Regions from separate parts of the Mus musculus genome. Here all the other regions are linked to region 1. Evidence: chromatin loops called from intact Hi-C (ENCODE). Cell type or tissue: gastrocnemius. All regions are shown on one strand.

What was found. A loop is a pair of places that touch in the nucleus more often than their neighbours do. Peaks named below come from ENCODE experiments on the same cell type or tissue, not always from the same donor. Only the 100,000 strongest peaks of a DNase experiment are listed, where the experiment ranks them.
Region 2: a loop joins it to region 1, with 2.7 times the contacts of the local background. A loop is called at or near these places in 6 of 42 quality-filtered maps.
Region 3: it touches region 1 in a loop (5-fold over the local background); 3 of 42 quality-filtered maps call a loop at or near these places.

Annotation. Positions count from the first base shown.
Region 1 is chr10:127,533,412-127,541,411 of GRCm38, forward strand. It overlaps Nxph4 (neurexophilin 4), which reads right to left and starts at 1,148. Exons shown (of 2, transcript NM_183297.2): 1 at 965-1,148. The coding sequence starts at 1,021. It overlaps Lrp1 (low density lipoprotein receptor-related protein 1), which reads right to left. Exons shown (of 89, transcript NM_008512.2): 81 at 7,823-7,963; 82 at 7,539-7,712; 83 at 7,208-7,369; 84 at 6,742-6,916; 85 at 6,447-6,548; 86 at 6,256-6,320; 87 at 6,061-6,151; 88 at 5,822-5,966; 89 at 4,746-5,679. The coding sequence ends at 5,539. In gastrocnemius, a CTCF peak has its summit at 3,419 (motif pointing left); DNase peaks (open chromatin) are centred at 835, 1,174, 1,611, 3,402 and 4 more places; H3K4me3 peaks cover 1,597 bases; H3K27ac peaks cover 248 bases.
Region 2 is chr10:127,335,908-127,343,907 of GRCm38, forward strand. It overlaps Gli1 (GLI-Kruppel family member GLI1), which reads right to left and starts at 5,672. Exons shown (of 13, transcript NM_010296.2): 1 at 5,652-5,672; 2 at 5,298-5,411; 3 at 2,514-2,639; 4 at 2,165-2,257; 5 at 1,483-1,687; 6 at 1,106-1,250; 7 at 732-821; 8 at 505-642; 9 at 56-205. The coding sequence starts at 2,613. In gastrocnemius, CTCF peaks have their summits at 3,112 (motif pointing right) and 6,586 (motif pointing left); DNase peaks (open chromatin) are centred at 2,505, 3,092, 3,510, 4,149 and 5 more places; H3K4me3 peaks cover 3,772 bases; H3K27ac peaks cover 3,386 bases.
Region 3 is chr10:127,475,717-127,483,716 of GRCm38, forward strand. It overlaps R3hdm2 (R3H domain containing 2), which reads left to right. Exons shown (of 26, transcript NM_001168292.1): 15 at 804-982; 16 at 5,977-6,078. Among named protein-coding and RNA genes, the nearest start is that of Stac3, 22 kb to the right of the region's middle. In gastrocnemius, CTCF peaks have their summits at 3,560 (motif pointing right) and 5,589; DNase peaks (open chromatin) are centred at 3,551 and 5,884; H3K27ac peaks cover 1,860 bases.

The DNA of each region.
Region 1 (8,000 bases):
AGGAAGTTGGGGGCAGAGTCTAAACTACCCTTGTGGGTCACACTTCAGGGCACAAATAGATGGCAGTGCTTTGAAGCAGGCACAATCAACCATGCAAAGACAATGTCTCCACCATGGCATGCCAACATAGACATTCACCTTGGGTCCCAGTGCCTGGATTCCCTGGACACATGCATACAAGGGCTGGTTTTAACCCATACACTCCATGTCCGCACTGTGAGCCCATATGGGCTGAAGATCTCAAGGCAAGAGTCGGGCAGGATGAGCTCTGGGCCCTTTTAGCCTTTGGGTCTTCACCCAGAAACCCCAGGAAAAGAGACAGTGAGAAGGGTGGGGGCAGGAAGGAGATGTAAGGAGAGACTCCCCTCCCAGACAACAACCACCAGGCGTGAGAGGGGGGTGTGTCTGTGAGGTTATGCAGGGGAGATGGTGTCTCCGCGGGAAATGGGATGGAAGATTGTAGCCAAGTTCAGCCCTGCTGGTGTGGGTCCGTGTAAGCGCGTGTGCCTGGATAATGTATGCTCGGATCGCAGAGCTTACCTGGCATTGTGACAAGGAGAAGAGGAATGGGAAGGTGGAGGGTGAGAGGTGGAAGGACAGACAGACAGACAGAGGGAGGCAAGCGAGGTAGGTGCGGAAAGAAGGCTAGGCTAACACCCGCTGGCTTGTCTGTCTGTCTCGCACTCCTTCTCTGTCTGGCGCACTCGCGGGTCGCGCTTCGTCCCCTCCCCCCGTCGCGCCTGAATCCGACTGGAGCCGGGCCTCCACCCTGCACCTTCTTCTAACCCTCAGCCAACTTGCTGGGTGCATGCCAGTCCTAAAGCGGGCAGTCTGTCTGTCCACGTCCCCCACGACGCACAAAGTTGGGACGCTTAGTCCTGGGGGCGGGGCGGACGCGCGGAGCCCCCTGGCATGCAGTGTTCTTCGTGTCCCGGACCCCGCACCTTGGCTCTGCCACCCTTACCTTCCTAAGGAGCCAAGGACCAAAGAGCAAGAGGAGCCATTCCGGGAGCAGCCGCATCTTCCCGAGCGGTCGAGCGGGTCGGGCAGGGCGGGTCCCGAGTCCGGCAGGACTGGGCTCAGGGTGAGGGACGCCGGGCAGAGGGCGGCGGCGCGAGCAGCGGGAGCGGGCGGCTCGGCCCGCGGACTGAGCGCGGAGCGGAGCAAGGCGCTGGGGGCGGGGCGCGGGCGGGGGAGAAAGTTGGGTCTGAGTCGGGCGGGCGGGGTGGGGGGGCGGGGCTCCGCGGTGCTCCAATCCCGGCCGCGCCCCGCGCGCCCCCTCCCGCCCAGCTGGGGGCAAGGAAGGTGACTTTCACCGTGACACACCCTGGACACACCCCTGGCTCAGGTGTGAAGCTGGAGAGGGGCAAGGGGTTTGGGGAGCAGCACCCCAAAGACGCCAGGTCTTGGGGCAGATGAGGGCTACAATAGGGCGTGGGACTCTAGGCCCTGAACTGTGAGCGGGAAGGGGTCGTCGCGGAGCATGAGTTCCCATACACAGGCTAGGGAACGCAGCAGGACCCTGTCCTGTGATGCCCGAGGTGGATGGGTGGGGGGTGTTTCTATAATCCTGGCAGAGGTAGGTCTAGGGCAGTGATCCGGACAGGGACCGAGGTGAGGGCGGGCGGGGCCTCGGGCGACTAGCACTGAGCGCGGCGCTGACGGGGATGGATGGGCGCCCCGCGGCTCATTCGGCCTGGAGATGAGAATCATTGATCACGGACGGAAACCCCATCACGTCTGTCAATAGGGCTGACAAACGGCGCCCGCCGCCCTGTCCCCGCCCCGCGGCACCTCTGCGGCCCCCGGACCCCTTGGCTAAACCGGCTCTTTTAAGTTAGCCCCTGATCCGCACTGTTGACCCTGGCCTGATCCAGAGCACCCTTGTTTGGTGCTAGGCAGGAAGTCCTCAGTGCCTTCTGCCCCTCTTGGTACGAGCCCTGTGCTTTCTCTCCCACAATCCCATCTTCCACTCTCAGCTCTTCTCATCCCGTCCCCTTCCCTGTCTATCTCTGTCCTTGTCTCTCTCTGTCCCCAGCTCCAGCACGGTCTCTGTTCTCATCCTCAGGGCTGTTTCTTCGTGTTTCCTCCTCCCACTGGTCTTTCTCTCTCTCCCCTACCCAGGGAGTCTTCAGCTGTCAGCTGTTGCTATGCGCTGTGTCTGAGGCTGAGTAGGTAGTATGACCAACACCTAGACAGCAAGAGATAGGACCATGCAAAGAGATGAAGAGACAGACACACATCCCAAGGTGTGTCTCCAGTCTTACCCCACTGTAATAGTACCCTGCTACACTGTAGCAGTGAGGCCACTTCACATACAGACCAGCATACACAGAGGCACATAAGCACACAGAGACGGACACACATGATTTATACACACAGTAGCATACAGTGATATACAGAAACAGCTAGGTACCCAAAGTACCTCTTGCCTTGACAGAGGCAAATACCCACAGGGACACACACACACACACACACACACACACACACACACACACACAGGCAATCTGAAAGACAAGCCTAGGGATATGAAAATAACAGACACACAGGAAGTGACAGACACTGAAAAGAGGGTCAGGGAAAGGACAGGGGTGTACTTGGTGACACTCAAGGAGACAAAAACCAGGGAGCAGCGATTTGGGGTGCAGTCAGGGCTGAACGAATAAAGGCAGGATGAGACAAAGTGTCAGGGACAAGGCCAAATGGCTGGCCAGGGCTGACCCTAAGCAAAGGAGCTGCTTTAGTTCTGGGTGAAGGCAAAGGGTGGTCACACATCCTGGGTGCCTAGAAGCCCACGGCCAAAGTATCTATCTGTAGGAGACCTGACCCTCCCCATCACCATCGTTTTAGCTAATCTCAGGCCGTCCAATTCTCTCAGAGATTACAAGTGCATGCACACATACACACATGTGCACAGTACTTATCTCTGGGTCTTTGCCTCTGTCCCTGACTCTTTCCATCTAAGAATATCTGCTTTTCAATCTGATCTGAATCAGTCAGTGTCCTTTTTGGTTTTTGAGACTCCCTTGCATTTGGCTTGGTTGAAGATAGTGCACCCTTCTGGTCCTGGCCAGAGAGGGAGGGTGCTAACGAAGGGGTAGGCTTTCTAAAGCAGCAGTTGGGGGCCTGTCTTGTTCTACCCGAGATCTTGAGGTGACAGGCAGAGAATCAGTGGCTCCGGGGGGGGGGGGGGCTACAGATGCAGGCTGGCAGAAGGAAGGGGTGGAGAGGGTGGGATTACTGGTGGTGGGGAATGAGCAGACTCTGGGGGAGGGAAGGAAGATGGCTGACAGAGGGTAGAAGGGTCAGCGCAAAATAGCCCCAGGGAAGGAAGTGAGAGGCTGGGCTAGGGTCCTCGGCAGCAGGTGCATAATTAGTGTGGGGAGCTTTAGGATAAGCAGTGTTACAGCAGTGTAGACGCCACCTGGTGGCCAGAAAGAGCCACAAGTCAACATTTAAGGATCAACAATGACCCCCCCCCAACCCCCACCCCCACCCCCATTTTATTCCCAGCAGGATCGCTCATCCCAGAGTCATAAGGAGTCTGGAGGAGCAAGGAAGATCTCATAGCCGGGCTTCAGGGATGAGGTTGGAGATAAAATTGATGATAGAAAAGGAGGGTCTTGTCTTTGGATGTTCATCTACCCATAAGCTTCCCCGAGGGGAGGATTCAAAGGAGAAATACCCTGGGAGGGTCAGAGATGAAAAGCTGGACAGCTCCTTTGGGAGGCATTGTTTGCTGCTGTTAGAAGAGCAGGGTTCTAACCCTCCCCCAGTCCTGGACAGTGTAAAGCTGCATAGTCTTCCGCAAGGGGTTCATTCCCCTTTGAAAGAGGTTCAAGGAGATCTGGAACAACTAAGATAGTGTAAGTCCTTTCCTGGTCAACTCCTGGAATGTCTGCAATGTTTGTTGAGAGAGAGGCATATGTCGGAAGCTGATGGGCAAACTGAGCCTTGCTGGCTCTCCTCCCCTCTATCTCATCCCCTAATGCAGGTATTTAATTAAAAAAAAAAATTCTGTGTTTGCCAAAGCGTACATATGGAGGTCAGAGAATAATTTTACGGAGCTGGTCCTGCCCATTTTTTTTTTTTTTTTTTTTTTTTTTTTTTGCTGTTGTTGTTGTTGTTTTTCGAGACAGGGTTTCTCTGTGTAGCTCTGGCTGTCCTGGAACTCAGAAATCCGCCTGCCTCTGCCTCCTAAGTGCAGGGATTAAAGGCGTTCGCCACCACTGCCCGGTGGTCTTGCCCACTCTTACATGGGTTCCAAGAGCAAACGCAGGCTACCAGGCTTGCAAAGTCAAGTGTTTTGCCCACCCAGCCATTCTGCTGGCCCAACAGCCAGGGTTTTACTCATAGGTCATAGAGTGAGATGTCAACATTTCAAAAGGAGCATGGAGCAGACCTTCCTAAAGGCCTTCATTACCCAGTGTGCTTTTTTCTAGGGTGGCATCTCACTGTGGGGCCAGTGTAGGGCAGGAGAACAGTGAAGCACATGTCTGAGTCAATGCACTGGGGCCGGGTGACACCAGATCCTACCAGTCACATCATAAGGCTCAAGGTCATACACTGAGCAAAACAGCTCTTCCCTGCCATAGCAAGACAGGAGGATGGAGTGGGGCTGGAGACGTGGACCTTAGGATTCTCAGGCCAGCCTCCAGCATGCAGCAATGCTCCCTCTGGTGGCTGGAACAGGCAAGCACAGCCCCAGCTCCCAAATTCTCACATTAGCATGCAGACACAGTGGGTTTCTTTTCTTTTCTTTTCTTTTTTTTTTCCTTTTTTACAATTTTATTTATAACAATATCTGTGTTATTTAGTTGTAAAGGAATTCAGCAAAAATTATTAAAACGTTCACGTCCCCAAAATGGGGCTGCCCGCTTGCCCTTCCTTGGTGTGCCCCGACTCTTCCTGGCCCTCAGGGGGATGGGAGGCTTGGGGGACAGTTACCAAAGAATGTGTTCAGCCCTAGGAGCCACAGAGGGGGCGCTAGAGAGGGGAGGGCCTGTCTGGAAGGGATACTGAGCATGGCCATCTGAGAGGTGCCCCTGAAAGTGGGAGCTGGGGTTTGGGGTGACTTCCCTCAACTAAAAGACTCCTTCCTCAGCTAGAGCCAAATCTTCCAGACAGGGTCAGCAGAGGACTCCACCTCCCCTGAACTAACCCCAGAGAGCCAAGGAAAGGAAAGCTGGGACACGGAGCCCCGTTGAGTGTCTTGCACAGGCGTGGTGGGGAGGCCGTGCCGCCAGCTTCCAGGGGTATGCTCGGTAGGGAACATGTGGACTCCTTCATACCTTTGAGCCACAAAGCCCTCCCCGCCCCCTCAAGGCAGCATGGGGGGGATACTGAGGAGCAGGCAGGAAGGAAATGCAAAGAGATAATACTGTGCTTGCTCGCTTGCTCGCTCACATATAAAAAGTAATTCCTTCATTTTTACATTTGTACACCCGGCAGGGCCGGAGAAGGGCCGGCTGGGGAGGGGGTTCATTGAAAGACTCATGTGGCAGGGGGCTTTCTGGGGACATCCGTCGGGGCAGGGCCCTATGCCAAGGGATCTCCTATCTCGTCTTCAGGTCCCCGGCCCAGCAGTTCTCGCTTCTCGTCCGTGCTGGCCAGGGAATGGCGGCTGCCGTGGCCCCCCATGTAGAGCGTGGCATACACTGGGTTGGTGAAGTTGGTAGGCTGGGAAAAAAAAAGGTTCATATGATTAGAATACCCCAGCTCCCACTTCTGTGTAACACCTCTGGTTGCCTTGATCACCCCAACCCCACCCCTCCGGCCTTTGATCCTGTTCCAGAAGCCCCTTCGATGGCCTCTGGCATACCTTGTCAGGGTCAAGGGCAAAATCAGCATCCAGTAGGCCCCCGACATCATCGGGCTCTCCACCTTCATACATCTTGTAGGTAGGGTTTCCAATTTCCACATTCATGGCCCCATTGGTCATCCGCTGGTGCTGGAAGCCCTTAGCCCTGGGGAGAGGCAGGAGTCAGGGAACCGTGATGTTGGTAAGGTTATCGGATTGTAAAATAACAGCCAGAATTTCTCAGACTCCCAGTGGCTCACCCTCGGACTCGCCGCTTATACCAGAACACCACGCCAGCCACCAGAAGCAGCAGGAGAAGCAGCAGCAGAGGGATCAGGATGGAGGCCATATCTGGAGAGAGAAGTCGGGAAACTGAGTCTGAAGCCTAGGGAGATGGGAGGTGTAAGGCTCTTCTTGCTCTATGTCGTGGCAGCCCTGCCCTCCCCACCACTTACGCCCAGGCTGTTGCTGACTAACAACCTGCTCCTCGCACCGGGGTCCTGTCATATGGGGCGGGCACCTGCAGGCAAGAAAGCAAAACTCAGTGGGTGGGCATCACCTCCACGACCATTTTAGCTGCAGGAACTAGGAGGTCATAGGTCATATTGTTCCTTTGCTCAGATTTGATGGGGCGGGGCCAACTCACTGGCACTCAGGCATCATCTTGCTGTTCATGGTGCAGGAGCCACCATTGCTACAGTGATCGATGCAGGTCAGACAACTGGGGGCTACCCGGCCATCAGTGCAGCTGTGGAAAGGAATCAAAATCTGGAGCTGGGGCTTGCAGAAGGGTATCTGGGATGCTAGAACAGGAACCGGGCCAGGAGGGGCAAGATAGGGGCGGGGCCGGAAGGGCCCGGAGAGGGGGCGGGCCCAGGAGGGGCAGGATGGGGCGGGGCCAGAAGACAGAGCAGAATGTGGAGGCAAGACCCCCCACTCACTTGCATGTGACATCTCCGGTCTGCTTATTGACCACACAGGCGCCTTGGAGACAGCGACTACACTTGTTCACCTCACACCTTGGTCCCTCAAAGTAGACGGTGCAGCGACATTGTCGGGAGCCATCAGCAGCCATCTGACAGGTGCCAAAGTTCTCACAGAAGCCAGAGCACTGCCCTGTGGTTGGGAGTGGAGAGGAAGTACCTTATGCAGGGTCCAGGACTTATGAATAACTCCCACCCACTCCTGAGCCTCCTAATGCCCTGTCACAGACCCCAGAACACTAGGATGACCCTAAGCATTCCTTGTGTTGAATGCCTGGAGGCTTAGGCAGATGCGCCAACATGAGAGGCAGCACCCACAGCCTGGGCTTGGCTCATCTGCGTACGTCTTCCATCCTCTCAACCTGCTCCTTTGGGTTCTTTCTGGCTCCCCTCTTCCTTCCCTGGGGTTGAGGTGAATACTCACGGTACTGGCAACGGTCGCCCAGGAAGCCAGGTAGACATCGGCACTGGGGCTGGTTGCCCTGGTTGACGGTGCAGGTGCTGTTGTTAGAGCAGTAGCCTGCACACACCTGTGCGGTGCATTTGGGGCCCGTGAAGCCAGTGGGACAGCGGCACGTGGGCATGCCTGGTGGGAGAGGATCTGTGAGTGGGACCATGGCACTGGGGACCACCTGGGCCTATAGCAGGGATCCTAGGCACCTTGACGAACAGATGGGGTTGAAGTGGATGCTGGAGGCGATAGAAGGGGCCAGGTGAGGATGATGGGAGAGGACCATCCCTGGTTGGGGGCATACCAGATGGGGAAGCCGCACAGGTGCCTCCGTTGTGACAGTATTCCCAGCACTGATCCAGCTCACACTTATCGCCTGTGTAACGGGGCTGGCAACGGCACTTGGGCTGCCTCCGAGCATTGAGGAAACAACTACCACCATTGAAGCACTGCAGAGTGCAGGTTCCAGGCCTAGGGGCTGCAGTAAGAGCTCATCAGAGCATGGGAAGGGGAAGGGGGTCAAGGGTAAGGGGAGCCAGAGGCTATAGGTAAGGGATCCTCAGGTACCCAGGAAAAGGGCATGCATACCATCTGGAGGGGGTGTTGGAGAGGGCACAGGCACACAGGTGCCATTATCCAGCCTCTTTCCATTGGGACAGGTGCAGACAGGCCCGCTGGGGCTCAGCAGACACAGCCATTCACATTTCTTGCGGTCACAGGGGTTGGTCACTGTGGGTGTTGGAAGGGGTCGATGTTGAGCAGTGTG
Region 2 (8,000 bases), 200 kb before region 1:
CAACTAGGACCCTACCTTGACTTGACACCAATCTAGGGAGGGATGGGTACCTTACCGTGCACTTGTGTGGCTTCTCGCCCGTGTGTCTGCGCATGTGCACCACCAGCATGTATTGGGCCTTGAAGGGCCTCAGCTCCCTGGAGCAACCTCCCCAATGGCACACGAATTCCTTCCGCTCCCCGTGGATATGCTCACTGTTGATGTGCTGAGGAGGAAGAGGGAGAGGCTTTCCGAGGTCCCAGACCCTGAACCTACTCCTTCCAGCCCCACACTCATCACCTCAGCTTCTCCTCTTGGGGGAATAAGAGTGGGGAATGCAGCTCCGCCCATACTTCAGGTCTTCTAGCTTACTAGAGCAAAGATACTCTGGGCTTCAGTCTGCAGGACTGAGCATGCAATCTCGGACCTCAGTACGCTTGAACCTCTTGCCTTTAGTTAGACCTCAAAGCTCCATTTAGTCTCCTTCAGGCTCCCACCAACCATCTGTTACCCCCTGGGGCTCACGTGCACCAGCTGCTCCTGGGAATCGAACTCCTGGCTGCAACCATCCCAGCGGCAGTCTGTCTCATACACAGACTCAGGCTCAGGCTTCTCCTCTCTCTCCAGGTCCTCCCGCCCATCCAGCATCCCCAACAGGTGATCCTAGGGTGAGAGACACAGCCCTTAGGGTCATTTGTGCGGCAAGGTTTGTTTCACTCAGGTCCCTGGGGAAAGCCCTGCCCCTCCCTTACCTGTGTGCCTGTGGAGTTGGGGCTAGACATGTCCCCTTCCAAAGGGTCCTCCGGGCACTTGCCAACCATCATATCCAGCTCTGACTTCAGCTTCCCCAAGGGAAGAGGTGAGGGTATTGAGGGTGGAATAGTCAGAAGAGAAAACAAGCCAGGTCTTCCTGCCTTACAGACCCCCCACCCAAATCCTGAGTATGAGGGCTCTCCACAGTCTGCCCTGGTAAACGGGATGAACAGAACGGTGCTCTCCTCTGGGAGAGTCTGAGTCCATGTTCCTTGTACCAAACGCTTTTATATCTGCTGTCTTCCTTCACCTGTCCCCTCCCCCTTCCCCCACAATTGTCCTGAGCTGGAGAAGACAACGTGGAGGGCCCCACCTGGCAGGTTGCACGTGGTCCCCGGGACTGGGGGTGAAGCATCATTGAACCCCGAGTAGAGTCATGTGGTACACAGGGCTGGACTCCATAGGGAGGTGAAGTTCCTTTTTGATGACTCATCTGAGGTGGGAATCCTAAAGAAGGGCTAGGTGGAGAAGAGGCTGTTAGTGAAGAGAATCAGCCACCAGGAGTCCTTGCTCTGTCCTGCAGGTTTCTGGGAGGTGTGGTTGAAGAAGCCCTGGGGAGGTCCTGAAGAGGGTTCCAATGCGTTGGGGGAGGGGAAGGACTAGAGCTGGGCTGGAGGTTTGAAGGGTCTGAGTCTTCTAGTGGGTGTCAGTACATATCTTGGGGGCCTCTTAATCTGAGGCTGCCAGCACCTCATGGTACCAATGGAGAGATGGCCGTAGGAACCGCCCGGAGATGTACAGCGAGAGTTGATGAAAGCCACCAGGGAGCTGGGTGAGGTCCGGATTACGGTTTGCAGGTCGAGGCTGGCATCAGAAAGGGGCGAGATGGAGAGAGCCCGCTTCTTTGTTAATTTGACTGAACTCCGAGGAGGAGGAGGAGGAGGAAAGAGAGATCCTAGGGCAGGAGACAGGAGTTAAGATGTAGTAAAGGGGGCTGGAGAGATGGTTCTGTGGTTAAGAGCACTTGCCGTTCCTTCAAAGAATCTGAGTATGATTTCTAGTACCCACATCAAGCAGTTCACTACTTCCTGTAACTCCATCTCCAGGGATGGTCCCACACCCTGGGCCTCAGGGAGGGCGCCAGGACCTGCACAGCCTCACACAGACATATACATTGTTACAAAAATAAAATTACAATGGGGGGGAAAGATACTGTAAAGGTACATTGTATCCCTGCACTTGGTGGGTGGGGCCTCGCTCAAAAACCTTGCTGCTTTTGCCTTGCTCTGCCTAGAGCCTCTTGATTGATTGTCCCCTGGTTGCCTTTGTCTCTGGATGTTTCTTACCTTGAGTTTGGCCCTAGCTTCCCCACCTTCTCCTGCAGAGCAAGTCCCAGACGGGCAGGGGCAGGGGGGATTGCCCCAGTGCTCACCTTCAGTGCAGCTGCTGGTCTCTCTGGCTGCTCCATAACCCTGGGACCCTGACATAAAGTTGGCTTGGTGGCAAAAGGGCAGACCAGAAAGTCCTAGAAAAGAGAGACAGCTGGAGCCAGGTCTTTGAATGGGGAATACAGGGCTTACCTTAAGACCCAACATAAGATATGATCCCAAACTCTAAACATACATGGTGGTGTGTGTGTGTGTGTGTGTGTGTGTGTGTGTGTGTAAATCCTCCTGTAGATAGGAAACTAGAATGCGCTAGGGATGGAGTTGAGAGGATCCTGGCGCTAGGTGAGACGACTGCCAAGTCCTCAAGGCCCAGGGACTGGTAAATGTATTCACCTTCTGTTCCCATGCTGGGGACTCCTTGGCTGTGGAGGGGTCGGAGACAGCATGGCTCACTATAGCTATTGACTTGTGGTGGAGTCATTGGATTGAACATGGCGTCTCAGGGAAGGATGAGGGGACCTGTGGAAAGGAATGTAGATCTGCCAGTTATAAAGATGGAACGAAACAGAGAAGATAAATGACAGTTTCAGGCACAGATCCCCCCCCCCCCCCGCCCGCCAGCATGTCCCTTGTGCCTCTAACCCTCATCTCAGAAACTGGTCATGGAAATCAATAACGTTTTTCAGCTTCCTTAAGAAGAAACATCCCAAAGAGTGGGCAGAAGCAGCCGTTCAGTCTTGGGGATCCACAGTCTCTGTATGTACAAGGGAATGTTAGGGACTAACTGATCCAACACAAGTCCTAGGTGATTTTTAATGCCATGAGCTCTCTCTACTTGCTTTTCTTTTTTCTTTTCCCTCTACCATTTCTTGTTCTGGCCATGGGCCAGCTTTGAGGTGTGTGATGGTGGAACACACGGAAGGTCTGACTTCATGCCCAGGGCTGCCGGCTCATGCCCAAGAGCAGAGCTCATGAGCAATCTCTCCAGTGTCCACTAGAGGGAGACCTCGTTTCAGTCCAGATAGACTGGTAGGGCCAGAAGAGAACACAAATGATCTGTCCTCAGACAGAGAACTATGTGTGGGAGGGAATAAGACTTCAGAGCAGAGCGTCTCCCCGACTTTTGAGTAAAAAGGATGAGAGCTAAAGTCATTCTGAGGCGGTTTAACTCTGGGTTTACCTATCCCGTTTGGTTTTGGGGGAAATCGGGAAGGGGCTGTCAGGAAAGTCTTAATGGGAATGAGAAAACGAAGTCCTCAAGGCTAGAGAGAGAGGAGCTGATGCGAGGTCCGCTTTCCCTCAACAAGTTTTTACTCCACTCCAGGTTTTTCAGCCTTCCGGGAACGGAGGGTGGGGTGGGGCGGGGTGGGGTGGAGAACCACTGGGAGCGGGCCGGCCGGCGCGGTGGGTGATCCCGGGATGCTGGGATTTAGGGTGAGGGCGGGGTAAAATGGGGAACGGAACCCGGACCCTACGACCCAGCCAAAGTGCTGTAGCCCGGGCTACCTTTGCTAACTCCTCCTTTTCCAGCCGAGACCCGAATCCCGCATCCAAGACCTCCCAGCTCGACATTGGCACTAACGTGGGGGTGGGGGGCACAGCTGGCTGGCAGCTGGATGAGGGGGCACATCTCCCGCCTCTCTCCTCTGTGACTCATTCAAGGGAAGGGAAGGACTTGTAAAGGACCCCCAGACACTAGAAGTTCCCTCAAAGTTGTCACTCTTCCTGTTCCATTGCCCGAGAGCTCCAAGAGACAGGATAAAAACGGGGCGACAGCCCCCTTCACCGAGAGCCACCGCCTACACTCACGCCTCCCTCTTCATACTACTAACTTTTCCAGTTTCAGTAAAGGTTTTCTGGGCTGGATGGGAGCATGAGAATTAGCCTACCAAAGACCCGAATCATCTTCGCAGTCTATTTTCTAGAGTCCTCTACGTACGTACCCCTTCTCCCCAACTCCCTGGAGTCGGCCCCACCCCCTTTTCCCGGTCCCGCCTTCCCCGCCCCCGTGCCTTCTCGGCCCACCCAAGTCGCCGCCGCAGGCTCTGGCTGCAGACGGCTCAGCTTCCCCGCCCGCCTGGGGAGCCCAGAAAAGCGAGGGGGGGGGTGAAGGGTGGAACATTCTTCCCTCTCTCAGCGCATCCTGAAAGCAGGCAGTAGCGCCCGGGGGGGGGGGGGAGGCACTATTGGAAAGTGGGGTCCCTATAGTGGAGTGGGAAAAAAGAAACCAGAAACTAAGAGAAAGAAGTGCCTGTGTAAATAAGGTGTGCGCGGAGAGGACACCTTGGATTCCTGGGTATCTCCGCCGGCTTCCTAAGGGTTAACCCCTATAGACCCCCGGGAACCCCCTAGTGACGTCAAGAGTGAGTCGGAGACGTCTGTCCGGCGGGGATGCCCAGAGAGATAATGGAGGGGGGTCCTTCTGAACCCCGCCCCCCTAGGGTAAATCACCCGCGTTCACGAACTTTCTTCCCAGAAGAAAACTGCCCATCTTTTCTCCCCGTACTGGAAGGAAAGACCTATACCATAAAGTCCCTGGTTCTCCGGATGCCCCAAACCCTCGGCCTCTACGGAGTTTCCTTTCCTTGATGCTGTTCCCAAAGCTAACTGTCCTGGGTTGATTGTTTCAGGGTCATGGGGCCTGAAAGAGGATTCAGAGCGGGGAGCAAGGGCAGGCAGGGTGGTCTGAGCCAGAGGAGGGGCCTCGGTCCCCAGATCCCGCTTGGGCGGGGGGCCAACAGGGATACACAAGCTGGCAGTAGCCAGTGGTCCCGCTCTGCCCCAGTAGGGGTCTCCCGGCGCCTGGCTTCAGCTGCCCCGGTGGTCCTGAGGTCAGAGGGTCAAAACAAGGTCTCCCCAGCTCTTCCTCTTCCTCGGGGGCCCTGCCCACAGTCTTTGGGAACTCAGAAGTCCAGAATTCCTAGGGATTTTCTACGGCCTACACCGCATGTTAGGAAACCCACCCAGCCTCCTCCCGAGTCCAAACCCACTCCTTTGCCCCTAAACCCCATGTGCACATCTGTCACAGCCACAGGTCAGGAGTCCAATCCCAGCCCGGCCCTCAGGGGTTCTGTTGCCTGGCACACCGCTACTCCCACCCCACTGAGCGCTCCCTTCTTTTGCGGTGGGTCCCGTCTTAGAAACACTGACGTCTTCCAACGGCGCTCAGAGACGCACCTGGAGTTCCCTCTACCACGCAGACCTCCAGCTGGCCGTCCCAACTGCTTCTTCATCCCAACCTCAAGAAAGGGAGAGATTTCTAGTATGTGGGAGAGGCGCGGACAAAGAGACCTGGGACAGACACAGATTGTCAGAAAAAAAGAAGGGGATGCAGAGAAAAGAAGGCACAAATTAAAGCAAAACAAGAAAACACCCAAACTTCCTAATTGCTCTCCCCAAACTCTCCCAACCCCATATTGCCTCTGAGCCCCAGGTCTCCTTCTGGGATAGGGTGAGTCCCTAGGCGTCAGAGCATCTCCTCAGCCCCTCCCCCATCGCTCCCAGGTGGTCTCCCGCCTGCCCCCCTCTCACCTCCGTCGGGGCGCGGTGCTCGGGATGCGTGGTCCAGGGCTGGAAACTGGGCTGGGGGGGGGGGGAGGTGTGTGGCGGGGAGGGGGGTCACAGGGCCACTGCAGCGCAGCTTCAGTGCCACCCCACCCTCCCAACCTGGCCCCCAGCCCTCCCGCCGGCCCAGCCCGCCGGGCCTCGAGCCGGGACCACCCGCGAGAAGCGCAAACTTTTTTTTTCCCCTTTGCAAAAACTTTTTCTCGCTGTTGCCACCCGCACGCTACGGCTCTTCCCGCTCACTTCCCTCGTATATCCTTCCTTCGGACCGTTCTAGAAGATGAGCTGGGTGGATAGAAGCTAGAGAGGGGGTGCCGGGCTTATGGCACCCCCAGGACCCCCAGGATCCTCCCCCTCCCTTGAGGGACCCTATACTGCCTACTACCCCCCCCCCCGCCCGAACACGCTGCTCTTGGTGGACAGTAAATCCCGGCGCGGATCCCTGGATCGGCTGTCCACGAAGAGGCTCTGAACCAGAGCCAGGAAAACATTGAGGAAAATATTGCGCGGCGGGAGAGGGAGGGGGGAAAGCTCACCCAGAAAGTTAAACCAGAAGCCTCGGTCTTCGGCTTCATTGGTCGTAACTGAGCTTTCCCCATGTCGTGGTCTGTAGGCCAGCCTCACTCTTTGGATGGAACGTGGAGCATTTGGAGAGTTGGGGTTTGGGAGAAAGAAGTTGGGTTGACTGATGTAGAGGAGGGGAGGGGGTGCGACCTATGGAACATGAAGGAAGAACACGGGCTAGAGTTCTAAGTGCAGAATGTGCATTCACAGATCACTGAGGACAGTGGTGCTCTGTGTAGAGTACCTCTCTGGAGAAACTCCGTTCTCCATCTCCAAATTCTGGACGCAGTTGCCACCTCCACACCTCTCTCTTTAAGGCTTTTCGCGCCCTCTGCTGGTCGTCCTAGCACATGGCACCCCTCGGAGTGGAAATGATTGCACTGGCGAACTTAAGGAAATTTGACAGGTTCCTGTCCCCAAAGCCCAATCGGATGCCCAGGGAGCTGCGTGAGCTCAAAGAAACAGAAGGGCACGCCAGGGAAGATTGCGAGCCCCTTGGGTAGTTCGTGATAGGGGAGTACCCTGTCTCTTTGAATCTGTGTTACCATGGTGACTGGACACAGAGAGAGGGCCTCTATTTCAGTTTCCCACCTGAGAAAGACTCAAAAGCATGGCGGGGTGGGGAGAGAGAGTCTTCCCTTAAACAGATCTCTCAGGCCATAGCGCTGTTTTTAAACCACCTTCTTGGCTCTGCAAAGTAAGTGTTTTTTGTTTGTTTGTTTTTTGTTTTTAAATTAAGATGGGCCAAGCAGTGGTGGCATACACCTTTAATCCCAGCACTCGGGAGGCAGAGGCAGGCGGATTTCTGAGTTCGAGGCCAGCCTGGTCTACAGAGTGAGTTCCAGGACAGCCAGGGCTACACAGAGAAACCCTGTCTCCAAAAAAAAAAAAAAAAAAAATTAAGATGAAGACAGGGACACATATGAGACCTAACAAGTGCAAGGAGTCACAGTAGAAACAGATAAGGGACAACACTCCATATAACTGACAAGTTACATCCATGAAATTTACAAGGTACCCACAGCCAGGCCAGACCAGTAACCACAGAGAAAGAGTTCTACACGTGTCATGTGACTTGTCTTACACAGACTGACAGTTTTGGAGCCTTTTGAGTTCTGCGGAAAGGGAAATGCTTTTGTGTTTTGATGACAGACTGTTACTCAGTAGTCCAGGCTGACCCAGAGTTTACTCAGGAGCCCAGGCTGAGCTCAGGCTCACAGCTGTCCAGGCCTCAGCCTCCCCAGTGCTTCGGTGACAAGCACAAACCACAAGACTGCTTTCTCCTGTATTCACTTAAAATTAACTGTTTTATTTCCAGGCTGTCTGGCGCACGCCTTTAACCCCAGCACTCGGGAGGCAGAGGCAGGCAGATCTCTGAGTCTGTCTGGTCTACAGAGTGAGTTCCAGGACAGCCAGGGCTTCACAGAGAAACCCTGTTTTGAGATATATATGTAATTTTTATTTATGAGTACACTGTAGCTGTCTTCTGACACTCCAGAAGAGGGCATCAGATCCCATTACAGATGGTTGTGAGCCACCATGTGGTTGCTGGGAATTGAACTCAGGACCTTTAGAAGAGCAGTCAGTGCTCTTAACTGCTGAGCCATCTCTTCAGCCGTATATGTAATTTTTATAAAATTAGTTTTTATTATGTATTTACTTGATATGTAGAAATGTCTTGCATGTATGTATACATGTATGTATACTGCGTGCATTTCTGGTGTCTGAGGAGGTCATAGAGTAAGGTCAGAG
Region 3 (8,000 bases), 58 kb before region 1:
AGTTGTTTTCTTAGCAGCTTTCATAAAGGATGGTGTCACACAAGTGGGGAGGCAGTAAGGAGAAGGCAAGGTCCCATAGTGGACAGGAATCTCTGAAGCCCCATGTTTTAAGCCATCCTGTTACGAGACACAGACTGACTTTAGACACCGCAGGGGAGGTGCTTCGGCAGCTTCACATATGTGAGCAGTCATTTGGTTGGTTGGTTTTTGTTTTTATTGTTTTTGTTTGTTTGTTTTTGAGACAGGGTTTCTCTATATAGCCCTGGCTGTCCTAGAACTTACTATGTAGACCAGGCAGGCCTCTAACTCAACAGAGATCTGCCTGCCTCTATCTTGTGAACAGATTTCTCAACCTTTCTAATGCTGTGACCCCCTTAATACAGTTCCTCATGTTGTGATGACCCCCATCCATAAAATTATTTTTGTTGCTATTTTATAACCATAATTTTGCTAGTTATGAATTGTAGTTTAAATAGCTGATATGTAGATAGTAACTTCTGTGAAAGGGTCGCTTGATACCACCCCCAAAAGGGCTTGCGATCCACAAGTTGAGAACTGCTGCTCCAGAACATTTTGTTCAGTTCTCAAACCAGCCGTTAACATTCAAGGTGTTTTCTAAGCGGTCAGCAGAAAAGCTGCAATACAGCTCTATCCTTGCGTGGATCTGTGGCAACTGTGGGGAACTGGGAAAGAAAGTGAACAGAAAGAAAGGGCAAAGAAAAGTAAAATCCTGCAGCTGGGCCCTCAGAATTCCATTTGCGCATTGTATTTACAACTTGGGGCGGGTCTCCTCTTTGCCTTAGGCATGGCACTAGGTGCCCCAGAAGTGTGCAACCAGGTCACCTCACCCCAGTCTGTCCGGGGCCTTCTTCCTTGTACTGCCCAGCAGCAGCAGCAGCAACAACAACAACAACAACAACTTCCTGCTCTCCCACCCACTCCTCAACACCAGCCACCCTTGAATAATCACATGATTTCACAGGTGAGTTACTGCTCAAGTGTCCAGCACCCTTTGTTCCAAGTCAGTGACGCTCAGGCCACCATGTCCCTCATGGAAGCAGCCTACGCCTGCCTCCATTTCTTATTTGTTAATTGTTGGGAGGGCAGGACAGGGGCAAGTGTTTTGTTTGGCTGAGACATTCCTTTTGTTGTTGTGTTCTGTTGAGACAAGATGTCATGAAGCCTACATTAGCTATAAAGTTTAGGCTGGGGGCAGCCTAAGCTGATGTCCTGATGTCCTCCCCTAACTTCTCAGATGCTGGATTGCAGATGTGCACTGTCACACTTGGCTAACCTGAGAACTCTGTTGTATATTTATTTCTTCCTCTTCTAATGAGACAGGGTCTGTCTGTGTAATCCTGGCTGGCCAGGAACCGAGTCTACCTGCCTTTGCCTTCTAAGTGCTGAGAATTGAAAGGTGTGTGCCTGGCAGTTGACCTCTGGTTATCTGAGAATTTGTGGCTCTTTTACTCCAAGTTGTGTTTCTGCTGCACCCTTTAAAATCCTCTGTAAATTAACAAAGTCATTCTGCTCACTGTATCTATGTTGAAACTTAAAATATCACAGGTCCAGGCCTCTCAAAGGCAGAGACCAGCCAGGTGGCATGGCACATGCTGTAAGTCCAGTCCTGGCGAAGCTGAGGTAGGGGCGTAGGCAGGGCTGCAGAGTGAGTCTGAGCTCCGTGAGCTGGAGAGCAAGAGCTTCCTTTAAAGGCAAAACTTGCTGGGCAGCGGTGGCAATTGCCTTTAGTCACAGCACTCAGGACACAGAAGTAGGCAGATCTCTGTGATCAAGGCCACCGTGGTCTTCAGAGTGAGTTCCAGGACAGCTGGAGCTACACAGAGAGACCTTGGTTGATGTTGCTGTTAACCAAGGTTTGAGAAATCTTGTGCTTCCGTGCAGACCGTGAAAGCCATCAGCCTGAGTCAGCTTTTCTGTCAATTGAATCTTAATATTCTGAGCAGAGCACTGTCCTGTAAGCAGAGCTCTTCATGATTAGAGTCCCATATCTAACCTCATATCCTTTGTAGTCAGAAGCCCTTTCATGTCTACTCTTCACTCCGTCTTTACGTTGTTTTACCTGCCAGGCTGCTTCCCTCCCTGCCCAGTCCAGCATGGCATCTCTAGGGCAGGAACCCTGCCTGCAACTCTTACTGCAACCTGATATGCTGTGTTTGGTTGATATCCATGGGAGGTCTGCCCTTTTCTGAAGAGAATTGGAGGAGGAATGGATGGGGAGGGGTAGTGGGGAGGTTGGGAGTAGGGACTGGGAGGAGAGGAGGGAGGGGAAACTGCAGATGGGATATAATAATAATAATTAATAATACTAATAATATTTATTATTGTTGTTTTGTTTTGTTTTGTTTTTTAAAGAACCTGGTCAGTATGAACTGGAAACTCAACTGGGAGGATCCCAGGATGCCCTGTTAGGTCTTGTTCATACTAGCTTAGGTCTCTGCTAAGATGTGCACTTGGGTCCGTTGCTCTGCCTGTGAGTGGGTAAAGTGCTCCTCTTCCAGCTGCCCTGCCCCCAGCCTTCCATGGTGTTTTGTATGTCCATCTCACTTGCTAAGGTCCCAGCGTTCTGTAGTCTTTTTCTCTGAAATGTGTATATTTTAATAGTCTTGCTCCCCCTTTTCCCTCTTAGTCTTTTGTCTTTTCCTTCTATCTGACATCTACACTTAAAACACAGCAAGAATTGAGAAGGGGTAAAGAGATAGAAGAATGACCATTTGGGACTCATGTTTTGAAGTAAATGGCAAGTGATAGGCTCTAAATTCCAGCCTTCTCCTCCCCCTGCTCCTGGATTCTGCTGTTCAGTGGAAGGGCTGTTGGTATGGAGTGTGGTGTTGGGTTCGATGCTATAGATTGGGGATTCAAAGGTTTCTGTTCTCTCTGGAGGTCAATCATAATCACAGACTCCCAAACAGTCTGACCCTGGGGAAGTTGGGGGTATTTATTTATGGGAGCTGTTAACCTTACCATCATCTAATATTTGTTCCTACTTTACCTTTTCTTCCCACAACCTCTCCTACTTCAGTTCTTTTCTTCGTCCTGTTGTGGTGTTGACTTCACCCCGAGGCCTCTCCTTCCTCACCTCCATCCCTGCCTTCCTGTTCTCCTTGTCATTTTGTTCTCATGGCTGTCTGCACTGTGAGGCTATGAAGTTGCACAGAAATAATCACTGTTTGGTTCCTCAAGTAATATAGCAGTGTAGAAATGAAGGAAGAGACCAAATCAGTATATGCTACTGTGTTCTAAAGCTTTTAGAAAACTTTGGGAAAGGGATCAAAAGGCATTTGCCCAGTCCCAGACATAGTGCTGGCAAAACAAGACTCTCACTCTTCTTGGGACACTTCCTCTCACTAAGCAGAAATGACCCTCCTGCACCAGCGATGCAGGTGACACCAGGGGGGGGGGGCAGTGAAGGCTCAGTGGCTGGGTTTTGTTGAGTTTAGACTGGAATGAATGTTATAAAGGAGCCCTGTTAACTCTGTAGCTATAGTGTCTCTCTACACATCCCAGAGCTATCATGTATCCCAGAATTCACCAGTAGGTGGCAACAGATGTCCTTTTGGTTTCTGAGACCAACCAAGAAAATAATGGTAGAATAACCCAAACCAAACTAAACCAAACCACCAACAACAACAACAAAATAGCAATGGCAATATTGGAGAGACAGTTCAGTGGGAACGAGCACTAGCTGTTCTTACAGAGGACCCAGATTTGATTCCTCCCACCTACATCGTGGCTCACAACCATCTGTCGTTCTGGTACCACGGGAACAGGTACACTCCTCTGGTCTCTATAGTCACTAGAGACACAACTGGTACATGTTACCCAGGCAGGCAAACATTCATACACATTTAAAAAGAAGTGAGAGGGGCTGGAGAGATGGCTCAGTGGTTAAGAGCACCGACGGCTCTTCCGAAGGTCCTGAGTTCAAATCCCAGCAACCACATGGTGGCTCACAACCATCCATAATGAGACCTGATGCCCACTTCTGGTGCATCTGAAGACAGCTACAGTGTACTTAGATATAATAATAAATAAATCTTTAAAAAAAAAAAAAAAAAGAAGTGAGGGCCGGGCAGTGGAGGCGCACGCCTTTAATCCCAGCACTCGGGAGGCAGAGGCAGGTGGATTTCTGAGTTGGAGGCCAGCCTGGTCTACAGAGTGAGTTCCAGGACAACCAGGGCCACACAGAGAAACCCTGTCTTGGAAAAAAGAAAACAAACAAACAAACAAAACAGTGAGGTCCTCCTTTACCGTGGCATTTCCTGTTTAAAGGAGTCAGAAGAACATTGGCCCCCACTTCCTTCTCCTCACACCCTCCCCAGCCCCACAGAGCATCTTTATTATGTAACTCTGGCTGTCCTGAACTCCTGTACAGACCAAACTAGCCTCCAACTCAGGCTGCCTCTGGCTCCCAAGTGCTGCAGTTAAGGTGTGTGCCACCATTCCTGGCTCACTCTCCATTTACAACGCACACATGTGTGGAAAATGAGCTGGGGTTTTTTGTTTGTTTTTTGTTTTATTTTGTTTTGTAATTACTATTGTTATATACTATTCAGTTTAGAACTTTTCACATGTCAAATTCCCTTATTTACTGAAGCACAATTAATCCAAAATACAAAGAATTATGGTCACACATATCTATAGTGTGGTTTCTGAAGTTTGCAATGAAAACATGCTTTATTCACACTTTGAAATAAGCATTCCTCCTAGAACAGCAGTGTAGCATAACAAATTGTTTGCAGTTTAGTGAAAATGAGCTGCTCTGCCACTTCACTGTTCAAAAGGCCCGACCCAGGGTAAGTCCTCCCCCAAGAGGTCTAAGAAAATAGAACCTGCAGCGTTTGCAGCTCACGTTGGGCAGCTTGAACAGCAGTTACCTTTAGAATGCCGTTGGCTTATAGGGTGTCCGTGGGCTGAGCTAACTTTCCAGGCTACAGCAATGTCCCTCTCCAGGACACCCGGGATTCTCAGTAACTCTTTAAAACTCTAGATGTCAGATCCTCTGCCAAGGTCCCCAGTCCGTCCCCTCTGGGTTCCAAGCCATAGCTTTGATTTCGATGGGCCATTTGATTTCTCTGTGGCTTGGGGTTGAACCAGAGCCTTGCAGTGCCAGGCAAGTACTCTGCTCAGCTGCACCCCAGCTCCACCCTTACTCTCACTGCTGTAATTAGAAGTTACCCTATCTCTAGGAATTCTGTCATGAAGCAGCGTCTCCATGTTCCTTCCCTCTCCCTCCTGACCACTCTCCTAGCTCACCCTCCTGCACCAGGGGCTCCAGCTGGAGAAGTGATGAAGTGATCCAAAGGACTGGACAGGAAGACGGAAGGAAAATAGTTAGTTGATCTAGAACCCTGTGTGTTCTCAGTAGACAGTCTCCTTCCTGAGGCCAGTGAAGGGATTAAGGGATAAAAACCGCGGGCTTCTGGTTGTGCTTTCCTCCGAGTTTGCCCCATTCGCTCATGAGGGCATTTTCATGTTGCCCTCACAACTTGAAGGAACACAGAAAATCATGACTCAAGAATCTACTGGTGGTTTGTTCCTCTTCCTCCCTATAGAGGGAGATGTCACTTCCTCAAGGAGAACTAACTGCCCTTGGGTGTACACAGTAGACCTCAAGTGGGCATTTAGGGGATGTTGGCGGAGCTCCTTAGTGATTGTGTGCTCAGCACAGAATACACCCTGGGAAGGCTGTGCTTGAACTCACGTTTAGACCTTGCCCCTGAGAGCCCCGAGATAACTCACAGTTGCAGAGTTTAAGTGGCAAATGGGGCAGGGGGTATACTGGGTCTCTTTTGAGAGAGATGTGGAAGTCACAAGCTATCCCGGGCTTGGCGGGCAGCCTGCTCAACGGCCACGTGATTCATAAGTATGTCTTGTATGACTAATGTGTTCCTCCCTTCCCTCCGCCTCCCTTTATGCTTTTCTCTTCCTCTCCACATGCCGCTGTGCTGCCCACAGCCAGTCCCGGCCCTGCAGCCCTCTCCACAGCCGGTTCAGTTTTCTCCAAGCTCCTGTCCCCAGGTCCTTCTGCCAGTCTCTCCGCCCCAGCAGTACAACATGGTATAACGACCATTTGCCATTTTGTCTTGTCCCTGTGTGGCCTGTATCTGTGGGATGTCTGGGTCAGTCTTTGGTGGCCTTGCAAGCATGTGGTGCTTTTGGAAGAGACATAGAAAGCTGTTTCTTGAGGGACCAGCACAGCATGCAAAAGCTATTAGTGAGTATAGGACAGGGATGGCGAGCTCCTGAGTGTGCGGAGGGATCTCACTAACCCAGGCCCTCAGCTCAGCTCTCTGTGTCCTTCATGTCGCTTTCTCCCAGTTTATTCTGTACAGAATTTTTCTCTCTGATTTCCTTCATTGCAGACTTCTCAGGTACCAGTTTTAAAATGTTTACATCCTACCTGTCTCACCGTATGTTTATGTTCTCTTCAGATGCATATACATGCTGTGTAGATTGTTTGTAAAGTAACTATAGTGGTGCACGCCTTTAATCTCAGCCCTTAAGAGGATGAGGCAGAAGGACTGCCCTGAGTGCAAGGCCAGCCTAGGCTACATAGTGAATTACAGTCCAGCCTGGGTGAGAGTCATATCCTGTCTCAAAAATAGCAAAGATAAATTTTTAAAAATTAAAATAAATTGTTTGCATACTAAATACAAATCCTTTGCAAATCTTATTTCCCTCATAGTTGATTACTTCACGGTGCTGATGAACCCTTCCTTTTTTTACTTTATATTAATCACACCTCTCTGCTTTTTCACTAGAATCCCCTTTTTTCTCCTACCTCTTATCTCCATTCTGAAAAGTGCTGGAATATGGACCTCAAATTAATCTGCAGTCTAGTCCTCTTGTCATCTATTCCTGACCACGAAGGTAGCAAAACAGTTCCTGAGAGCAGAGTGGAGCTCAAGGGCCGCATTGTCTTTTGGTTTCTAATATTTTCTTTTGGAAAAGAACTACTCTGATGTGTGTGCTTGTGTGTTTGTGTGTGAATTACTGTTCAGAGCACAGGAATCAGAACAGGAAGCTAAGAAACTAACCTGTCACCACGAGTGAGACACACACCCTCACTCTCTCGTGCTTAGGGAAGGCAGCTGAGAGAAAAGGCAATTACAGCCCAGCCAGCCAGCCTCTCCCTCTAGTTCAACCACTCACCCTGGCCTCCTTTCTGAGGTGAGAATTGGAAGTCGTTTTTTAAAGGGCAGGAGAACTCTAGGCTAGTGTCAAAGAACAAAGGTGGAAATGACCTGGGAAGGGAGTATGGAGACAAGCAGCAGGAGCGAGCCCACAGTTCTTGGCTGTGGAGTTACAAGAGCCTTGCTGTCTGTCCGTGGTCTGTGAGGGTGTGTTCTATAAGAACAGGATTTGTGGCAAGGCAGAAGCATGAGGAATACTGGAAACAGAAAGAGTTGTATACCTAATTCTTGCTTGTCCTATATTCCTTTTGGTAGGTGCCCCTATCTCCTGAGGAATAACTCTAGTAACAGCTTTGATCAGAACAGCCATTGTTACCATTTCACAGAGAAACTGTTTCTAATAACCATAGTAACTAACAGCTGTGATCAGGGTAGGCATTGTTAACATTTCACAGAGATACTGTATTTCTGGGTTTAGGCTTCCCACAGCTATCAGTTTAAAATACCATGTCATAGTCTTGAGGCATGTATTTCTCACAGTACAGAAACCAGACTATCCACAAATGGTATAAGGAATGCTGTAGAACAGTGGTTCTCAACCTGTGGGTTGCAACCCCTTTTGGGGGTGATGTCAAATGACCCTTTCTCAGCGGTTGCCTAAGACCATTGGAAAACTTGCATTGTAATATACTTGTATTACAATTCATAACAGTAGTAAATTTTACTTGCAAAATTATGAGGTAGCAATGAAAGTAATTTCATAGTTGGGGGTGGTCACTACACCATGACAAAATGTTGTTATTAAAGGGTAGCAGCATTAGGAAAGTTGAGAACCTCTGCTGTAGA